2 separate regions of the Homo sapiens genome follow, and region 2 is linked to region 1. A link is a loop called in an ENCODE intact Hi-C map of the cell type or tissue named here. Cell type or tissue: breast epithelium. All regions are shown on one strand.

Evidence for each region. A loop is a pair of places that touch in the nucleus more often than their neighbours do. Peaks named below come from ENCODE experiments on the same cell type or tissue, not always from the same donor. Only the 100,000 strongest peaks of a DNase experiment are listed, where the experiment ranks them.
Region 2: it touches region 1 in a loop (12-fold over the local background); 1 of 110 quality-filtered maps calls a loop at or near these places.

What each region holds. Positions count from the first base shown.
Region 1 is chr1:204,078,141-204,082,140 of GRCh38, forward strand. The region is part of intron 1 of SOX13 (SRY-box transcription factor 13); the gene reads left to right. Among named protein-coding and RNA genes, the nearest start is that of SOX13, 7.0 kb to the left of the region's middle. RefSeq lists enhancers at 1-288, 289-1,217, 2,301-2,595. In breast epithelium, no CTCF peak of the experiment used is centred here; a DNase peak (open chromatin) is centred at 2,431; H3K4me3 peaks cover 1,078 bases; H3K27ac peaks cover 3,250 bases.
Region 2 is chr1:204,460,969-204,464,968 of GRCh38, forward strand. PIK3C2B (phosphatidylinositol-4-phosphate 3-kinase catalytic subunit type 2 beta) reads right to left here. Exons shown (of 33, transcript NM_001377334.1): 4 at 3,482-3,636; 5 at 3,044-3,164. Among named protein-coding and RNA genes, the nearest start is that of PIK3C2B, 32 kb to the right of the region's middle. RefSeq lists a silencer at 1,233-1,527. In breast epithelium, no CTCF peak of the experiment used is centred here; no DNase peak of the experiment used is centred here; H3K27ac peaks cover 2,928 bases.

The DNA of each region.
Region 1 (4,000 bases):
AGGCTAATGGCTGATGATGTCTGCGGCAGCAGTGCTCCATGAATGGTAAGGGCTCTGGGGTTTTCTGTTGCCAGACAAGTGTCGGTTGAGCTAGGCCTATTCCACCAAGGGATCTAGGTGTCCTTGCCCTTGAGAGGCTGACACTGGATTCTACAAAGATTTTCTCCTCTCTGGGGGTGCTTTGAGATCGGTCCTTATTGGGCAGCTCCCCTGGGTAAGTCTCCAGGAAGCTGACACCACCGGAAAAAGTGGAATTCAAATGCAGCTGTGCTCCTGAGCCCCCTCCCCCAGCCACATTCAGGGGTGAAGCTGAGTGTTTGAAAAGGGCTCTGTGCTGGGAGGGCCGGCCAGGCACACAGTAAATCGTGCTTTGAATGGGAGTTATTTTTGTGCCCAGTGTTTGCTTAAGAGGGCTCGCTCCTGCCTGAACTCGTTGCGGTCCTCACCCTTTGCTAGTCCCCTTTCTGGAACCCGGATGTGTCAGCCAGGGAGGCCATCACAGTGCCTTTTACCAGATGGGGAACTAGACCCATGGAGGATTGCTTTCCCTCTCCTGTCAGCTCCCTGCCCCGAAGCAGGAAGGCATGCTCTAGATGGTGGTCTTTGCCTCGGTGACTACCCCCCTTTTGACTGGCCCTTCCTTAGTTCTTGGGAAGACTTGATTCAGAGATTGCTATAGGCCAGCTCAGCAGGGTTCCTCCGACCTCTGTCAGCTTCTCTGATAAAGAGTGACTGCTTTTTAAAAAATGCAAATACTTTCTCTGAGGAGCAGAGATATGGTAGTTCCCTCCTAAGAGCACTTGCTGTATGCCATGGACCCAGCTTAAAGCCCCATGGTGATGAAGCCTTTGCAGCTCCCCTAGGAAAAGATTTCTGGGCCGGGCACGGTGGCTCACGCCTGTAATCCCAGCAGTTTGGGAGGCCAAGGCGGGCGGATCACGAGGTCAGGAGATCGAGACCATCCTGGCTAAGACGGTGAAACCCTGTCTCTACTAGAAATACAAAAAATTAGCCGGGCGTGGAGGCGTGTGCCTGTAGTCCCAGCTGCTGGGGAGGTTGAGGCAGGAGAATGGCATGAACCCGGGGCCAAGATCGAGCCACTGCACTCCAGCCTGGGTGACGGAGCAAGACTCCGTCTCAAAAAACAAACAAACAAAAAAAAGATTTCTGTCCAGCCTGTGGTGTGGTCCACAGCATAGAACATTTTTTTTTTTTTTTTTTTTGAGACAGAGTCTTGCTCTGTCGCCCAGGCCTGAGTGCAGTGGTGCAATCTTGGCTCACTGCAACCTCCGCCTTCTGGATTCAAACAATTCTCCTGCCTCAGCCTCCTGAGTAGCTGGGATTACAGGCATGCGCCACCACGCCCGGCTAATTTTTGTATTTTTAGGAGAGTTGGGGTTTCACCATGTTGGCCATGGCTGGTCTCGAACCCCCGACCTCAGGTGATCCGCCCACCTCAGCCTCCCAAAGTGCTGGGATTACAGGTGAGAACCACCGAGCCTGGCCTCACAGCATAGAACCTTGTAGCTACCACCTGCTACTCCAGGTGGCTCTCCCGCCTTAGTGGGTGGCAGGGGGTCCTTCCTGCTTTAGGAATGCCCTGAGGCCTGCCTCCCTGCTCACTCCTGGCAAGAGCACATTGTGGTGCTGTCAGGGAGGACCTCCATGGTCTCAGATGGAACAGCAGCAGTGGTCAGACCTCCTAGAGGCTGTGAGGTGAGGAGGAAGTGGCTGAGGTTTCCCCTGCCTCCTCCTAAGGTCATCCATGGGCAAACCAAAGCTGCAGGATGTGCTGTGTGTGTGGCCTGGTATCTCAGAGTCCTGGGTGTGCACAGGGTGTGCACAGCTAGGAGACGTCCCGAGATCTGTACCCACATGTTGAGGGCTTCAGCCAGGGGTGTTTTTTGGGGGAGCGGAATTTGTGTGGCATAGTAGAGGAAAAGAAGGAAGAAGTGGGGACAGTATCTCCAGCTGCCACCTTTCTTCCCAAATAGCTTTGGATACCCAGGCCCTTTTGGTCACAGGAAGTCTGACACTGGGAAGTCATCAAATTTGGAATTCAGTTCCCTCCACTCTCCCCCCAGCGGTGGCCTTAGCATTTAAATAGCCTTGGCATGAAGCCCTATAAACTGCCCAAGGGATTGGGGCAGGGTTAGGGGGAGGGGTATTGGTGTTACCCCCAACATTGTCCCCCTGTGTCTTCTGGGGACATGTCCAAGCTAGGGTGTCAGTGTTTTGGCTTGAGAGGAGAGAGGGGAAGGGGCCACAGACTGGGCAGGAGCCCTCCTGGCTCCCCTCCCGCTCTGGTGGTTTTGATCGTAATCCCTGCCTGCCAAGCCTGGAGCTCCCTGGGGGATCCGCCCCAGAGGAGGCCCGACTGTTCTCCTCCCCTCTGCCTTACCTCCCCCAGTCCCCGCCCCCTGCTTGACTCAGAATGGAATGTGCAGCCTGTGGAACAAGATGGGGTGAGAACTAGTTCCCAGAGGGCCTTGGTCCCGCCCCTCCCATCCCCCAACAAAGGGGGTGAGGAACCTGGAGGCAGGGCCTGCTCCCAGGTATGGCTGGTGTTTCCCTGATGCAGACTCAGGTCCTGTGCTGAGTTGGTGCAGAGGCAGGCAGGTGCTGTGGGGGTCCAGGACTAGCCATTTGAAGGTTTTCATATAAGTCCACCATGCGGGGCAGGTGCTGAGTTAGAGAAAGTGCAGCAGGCAGAGCAGCTCCAACTCCAGCTTCTGTAGCTGGGGGTGGTCAATATCCTTTGTTGACTTTTTTTTTTTTTTTTTTTTGAGATGGAGTTTCACTCTTGTTGGCCAGGCTGGAGTATGCAATGGTGCCATCTCAGCTCACCGCAACATCCGCCTCCCAGGTTCAAGCAATTCTCCTGCCTCAGCCTCCTGAGTAGCTGGGATTACAGGCATGCGCGACCATGCCTGGCTAATTTTTTGTATTTTTAGTAGAGACGGGATTTCTCCATGTTGGTTAGGCTGGTCTCGAACTCCCGACCTCAGGTGATCCGCCTGCTTTGGCCTCCCGAAGTGCTGGGATTACAGGCATGAGCCACCACTCCCAGCCATGACTTCTTTCTTTTTTTTAAAGATCGTGGCTCATATTCGTTTTCTTATTTCTGTAGTCTCTAAGAGTAATACAACAATGTGTATCACTTTCGTCATCAGGATGAAAAGGATTTAAAATAAATCTAATATTTCCAGATAGTGAAACAGAAATGTCATCAGTGTTTGTTTCCACGGAAGACCAAGAGGAGTCACGGTTTGACCAGCGCTAAGAGGGGATGTGGCAGGAAGAGTGGTTGTGCAAATGTGTCAGACTGGGCTGATGCCCTTTCACGATGACAACTGAGTGGGCCCCACGGACCCCCTGGCGGGCTCTGGGGGTGGGGGTTGGGGGGTTGCCTGGGACTCATGGGGCCTCCTGCTTTGGCCCTGGCGCCTAGGAAAGGCTAGACAGGGAGGGGAGCCTTGGCGTGAGCTGCCCTCACACTGACTTAAAAGCATTAACTCTTGCCTGGCCACACAAGGCAGGACCTGGCACTCCTCAGAGTGGAGGGTGAGGAGGGTTTTCTGTCTTAGCCCTCAGCCTGTGTGGGGTATGAGGTCCCCCACCCTCATGCGAACAACCTCTCCCCACCCTCCAGCCCTACTGAAGGAGTCTGAAGTCACTCAACCATCCTTGTGAGGTTTTGGTTCTGGCCTGTTCCATGAGGGTGGGGTAGGGTGGGGAAAGAAGGGGGAATAAAATGTAGTGGGGAGGGGTGGAAGGAAGCCTGTGTGCAGGTACAGCCGTGGCTCAGAGGCAGGTGGGGTGAGGGCAGTGGGGCTTGAATAGGGCGCTGTCGAAAGCAGAGGGAGTGGCCCCTTCAGCCCCTGCTGTTTCTCAGGCTTGCCCGGCTCCTCTTTTCTTGGCTGGTGGTGGGGTGTGTGTGGGGGGGAGGGAAGCTGAGTGTGATGTGTGTGTGAGTGTAATGTGAGTGTGATGTGTGTGT
Region 2 (4,000 bases), 380 kb after region 1:
GCGGGGAAACAGAGGCACATCACAGGGAGCAGTTGCTGAAGCCCTATCTTCTGGGCCTCTGTATAGGGGACAACCAGGAAGAGACATGTTGGAGTCCACCTGTGCTCAGGCTCCAGGGTGGGAGCTCAGCGAGAGACCCCTCTTCCAATGCTACCAACTAGGGTGCTGAGGCCAAAAAAACTTGGGGCAAGCCTACCAAGCCTCCAGATCAGTGTCCCCACCCAACTTCTTTTTCTGCCTTCCATCTGTTGGCCCTGCCTGCTTGTGAATAACCTTACAAATTTCTATGACTTCTTGAAAAGTCCCAAATGCATGCCAGTCCCACCTGCTCAAGCACCCATGTGTGAGACTCCCCCTTTCAGAGAGAAGGCCTAGGAGCCCTCGGCGATCCAACCTCTTCCTCTCTCCCAAATCACACCTTCAACAGCAAGGAAACCCAAGAGGAGGGGCAGAGGGAGAACTACCTCCAGGCCAGCACTGCAGGCCTGGGCCTGGCCTCAGCAGCTGGGTAACAGAAGCCGGAAAAGGACTTCCTTCCTCAGCAGAGCTGGGAATCTAGGCCAGAAATGGAGAGGAGAGGACAGGAGCATAAGGGGGGCAGTATATGTAAAAGCTGGCGGAGGTGCAGGGCCCAGGGTCGTCTAGGTCCCATGAGGGCTCGAGTGAGGGGTTCTCCACATCCTGAGAGGACCAAATCTCCGATCTAGACCCTCTCAGATCTAAGACTGAAGTGCAGCCAAAACCTGGAGGTGGTGAGGCTGGGCTGTGGGGCTGGGCCTGGTGGGAGAGCCTGGGAGGAAGGAAGAGTGTGGTGGGGCTGGGGGAGGTGGCAGGAAACCCAACCCTCCCACGGGACTGCCTCAAGGTTCTTATCTGAGAGCAGCCTGCATCCTGAACCCACTCACCCCCTCAGTATCAGCCCCTCCTGCCAGGCAGGGGTAGAAAATCTCAGGGCTTCCTTGGGAACTAGCAGATTTCTGGAACCCCCGGAGCGTCCTTTCCACCCCCATCCCAGGCAGTTGTCATGTGTTGGGGGTCTGGGGGCTGGGCCAGGAGACAGCATTGTGCTTTTCTGTTGGGTGGGAGTGGGGCTCCTAGGCCAGGAGTCATGCACACAGGTCCCCTGGGGACTTGCTTGATCTTCTCTGTGGAAGGCCTTCCTCTCTGTGCATTCAAGTGAGAGTATGAGGGGTGTGATCTGAGGACCGCTGACCCTGTCCCACCTCACTAAGAATATTTCACCTGAGTCTTAGCAGGAAGGTAGAACTTGACAGCTCCCACTACCTCCGGACCCAGGGGCTCCAGGATTTGGGGTGCTGCAAGGGAAATGGCAGTATCTGTGCAGCCCAGAGCCCTAGGACTTCTCTCCGTGGGCTGCTCCTTCCCTGCTGGTATTTACTGATTGCTCACAGGTCATTCTCACATTTCACCCTCACTGCAGCTTACAGAGGGCCCTGAGCATCAATCAGCCTTCACAACTAGTAAGTGGCAAGTCCGAATTCAAACCTGTGTAATGGCGTCAGCAGGAGCTCCAACTTATCCACTATGTCCCCTTTTTCCCTTCTAACAGTGGCAGGCCACCTGGCACTCTCTCTGCCAGGCAACCCTGAGTCTAGGACCCCTCCTGTTCCTCTAGGGGAAAAGTGTGTACATAAGTGAGTTTAAAGGTGGGGCACATTTGAAGGGTACCCTGGAGTTGTACCATACAGAACCCTGCCTCTTTCCTTTCCCTTAGCTTCGAGATGAGGAGGCAGAGGCCAGAAAGGACCCCACAATATCCTTAAATTTGAAATAAGCCCAGATAGCTGGGCACAGTGGCTCACACCTGTAATCCCAGCACTTTGGGAGGCCAAGGCGGGCAGATCACCCGAGGTCAGGAGTTCGAGACCAGCCTGGCCAACATGGTGAAACCCAGTCTCTATTAAAAAATACAAAAATTAGCCGGGCGTGGTGGTGCTTATGCCTGTAATCCCAGCTACTCAGGAGGCTGAGGCATGAGAATCGCTTGAGCCTGGGAGACGGAGGTTGCAGTGAGCTGAGTGAGATGGCGCCACAGCACTCCAGCCTGCACGACAGAGTGAGACTCTGTCTCAAAAAAAGAAAGAAGTCCAGAAATGAATCTTCCATCCTGACTGCCAAATCTTATGCTCTAGACATAGATCAACCATCCTTGCATCTAGACCTGAATGTAAGAGAGAGAAAAAGCAAGCAGTGGCACTTATAGGGCACTCCTAAGAAGTGAGACACAGGTCTCTCCTTTCTCTATTCCCAAAACGTGCTTCCTCCAAGTGGACAGAGACTGGGGGCAGGAGCGGCTCTGAAGCCTAAGAGAGGAAAGCAGATCTTATCTGTCTGCTGTCACACAGCTGTACCATCTGAGAAGTGATAACCTTGCCCCTGCCTCTCTTCCACTGCAGCCCTCCAGAGCCCAGGGTAGTGGAAAGGGGGTTGCCTCAGCTGGTCCACATCAGACTTTCCAGGGAGGCTGCTTTCCAGAGAGGGCACTGGATGGAGAGGAGCTGGAGGCACGCCTTTGGGAGGAGGATAACTAGCTGCACGGGCCAGCTGGGGAAAAGACTTGTTGGCAGGAGAATGGGGAGAGACAGTAATTGTAATTTCTCCCCTGGGCTCCACAAGGGAACTTCTGCCCAGTCCTCATTTTGCCCCAGCCATAAAAACACCACACATAATCTAGAGCAGGAGATACAGCACTACCCATATAGTCTCCCCAAGCCCACCCCTCCCCACAAATACACACATCTCTCCATAAGCAGAATCTGCAAGCAGATATGACCTAGTCTTTGCCTAATCCCAGCTCCAAGCTCTTTCCACAGCAGACTTGGCTCAGGACGTCAGCCAACCCTGCTGGAAGACAGAGCTCCTGGGGAAAGTGCTACGTGGCCGAGAGTGTGCCCAGAAAGCAGGAGTCTTGACTGTGGGATTGGGGCGGAGCTGCCAGGCCGGTCCCAGCACCAATCCCATGAAGCCCCCTCACAATCTTACTACCAGGAAGGCAGGGGCTACCTCCCACCCATTCACTCACTTCTGCAGGAACTCCTCCAGCCCGCAGGGCTTTAGCACAAAGTCACCCACGTCCACATTCCTCAGGTCATCATGGGTGTAGCACAGGGTCTGGTAGATAAGCAAGTCTACAGTGGAGGAACCTGTGAAGGGTAAGGTAGGGGGAGCAATCATGATGGATGTCAAGGCAGATGGGTCTCAGTTTCCCCACCCTGATCCCCCTTTCCAGCTAAGTATTCTCCAGCACCATCACCAACCAGATAAAGCAGGCAAGTAGTTCAGAGTTGAGGAAAGTGACTGTACTAGAATGCTGGCCCCATAGCCAGCCCCTCACCCCCAAAGGAGCATCCTCACTGCCCTTCATCTGGGCCACAAGATGAGGTGGAAATCGAGTCAAAACACAGTCATCCCCACCCCACTTCAAGGGATGCTCACATCCTCTCCCCCCTCACTAACTTACAGTTGCAGGTGAAAGTGAGTGCCTCTTGAAGCCTGTCACACAACACAGTCACCTTCAGGTTGACCTCATCCCCGAGGTGCTCTGGGCTAGGGGTGACAGCACTCCAGACATAGCCAGTGAGGAAGTAGTCTTGGATGTCAGAGCCAGATCGAAGGCTGTACAGGAAGAAAAAAAACCCTCACTGTGCCTTTAGAAGAGAGTAGTCAAGAAGACATCTGTTGGGAACCTCATGCTCTGAGGCTCAAGAGCCCCTCTGTCCCCACTCAGCCCAGCCCTCCAAATTTGCAGGCCAGGATGGGGGCAGTGGGGTAGCAGCTCTGAGAAACCCCCTTCTTGACACTTCTCTTATAATTGCAAAATGTTTCCCACCATTGAACAGTACAAATAGTTCTAAAATGACAAAGCTTTCCATGCTAAGTTTAATGGAAAATTTTTTATGAATCCATTTCCTTTCTCTTTTAGTTCCAGATAACACTCTTATCGCCAGCTGGGGTGCATTTGCTCTTAAGGGCAACTGAG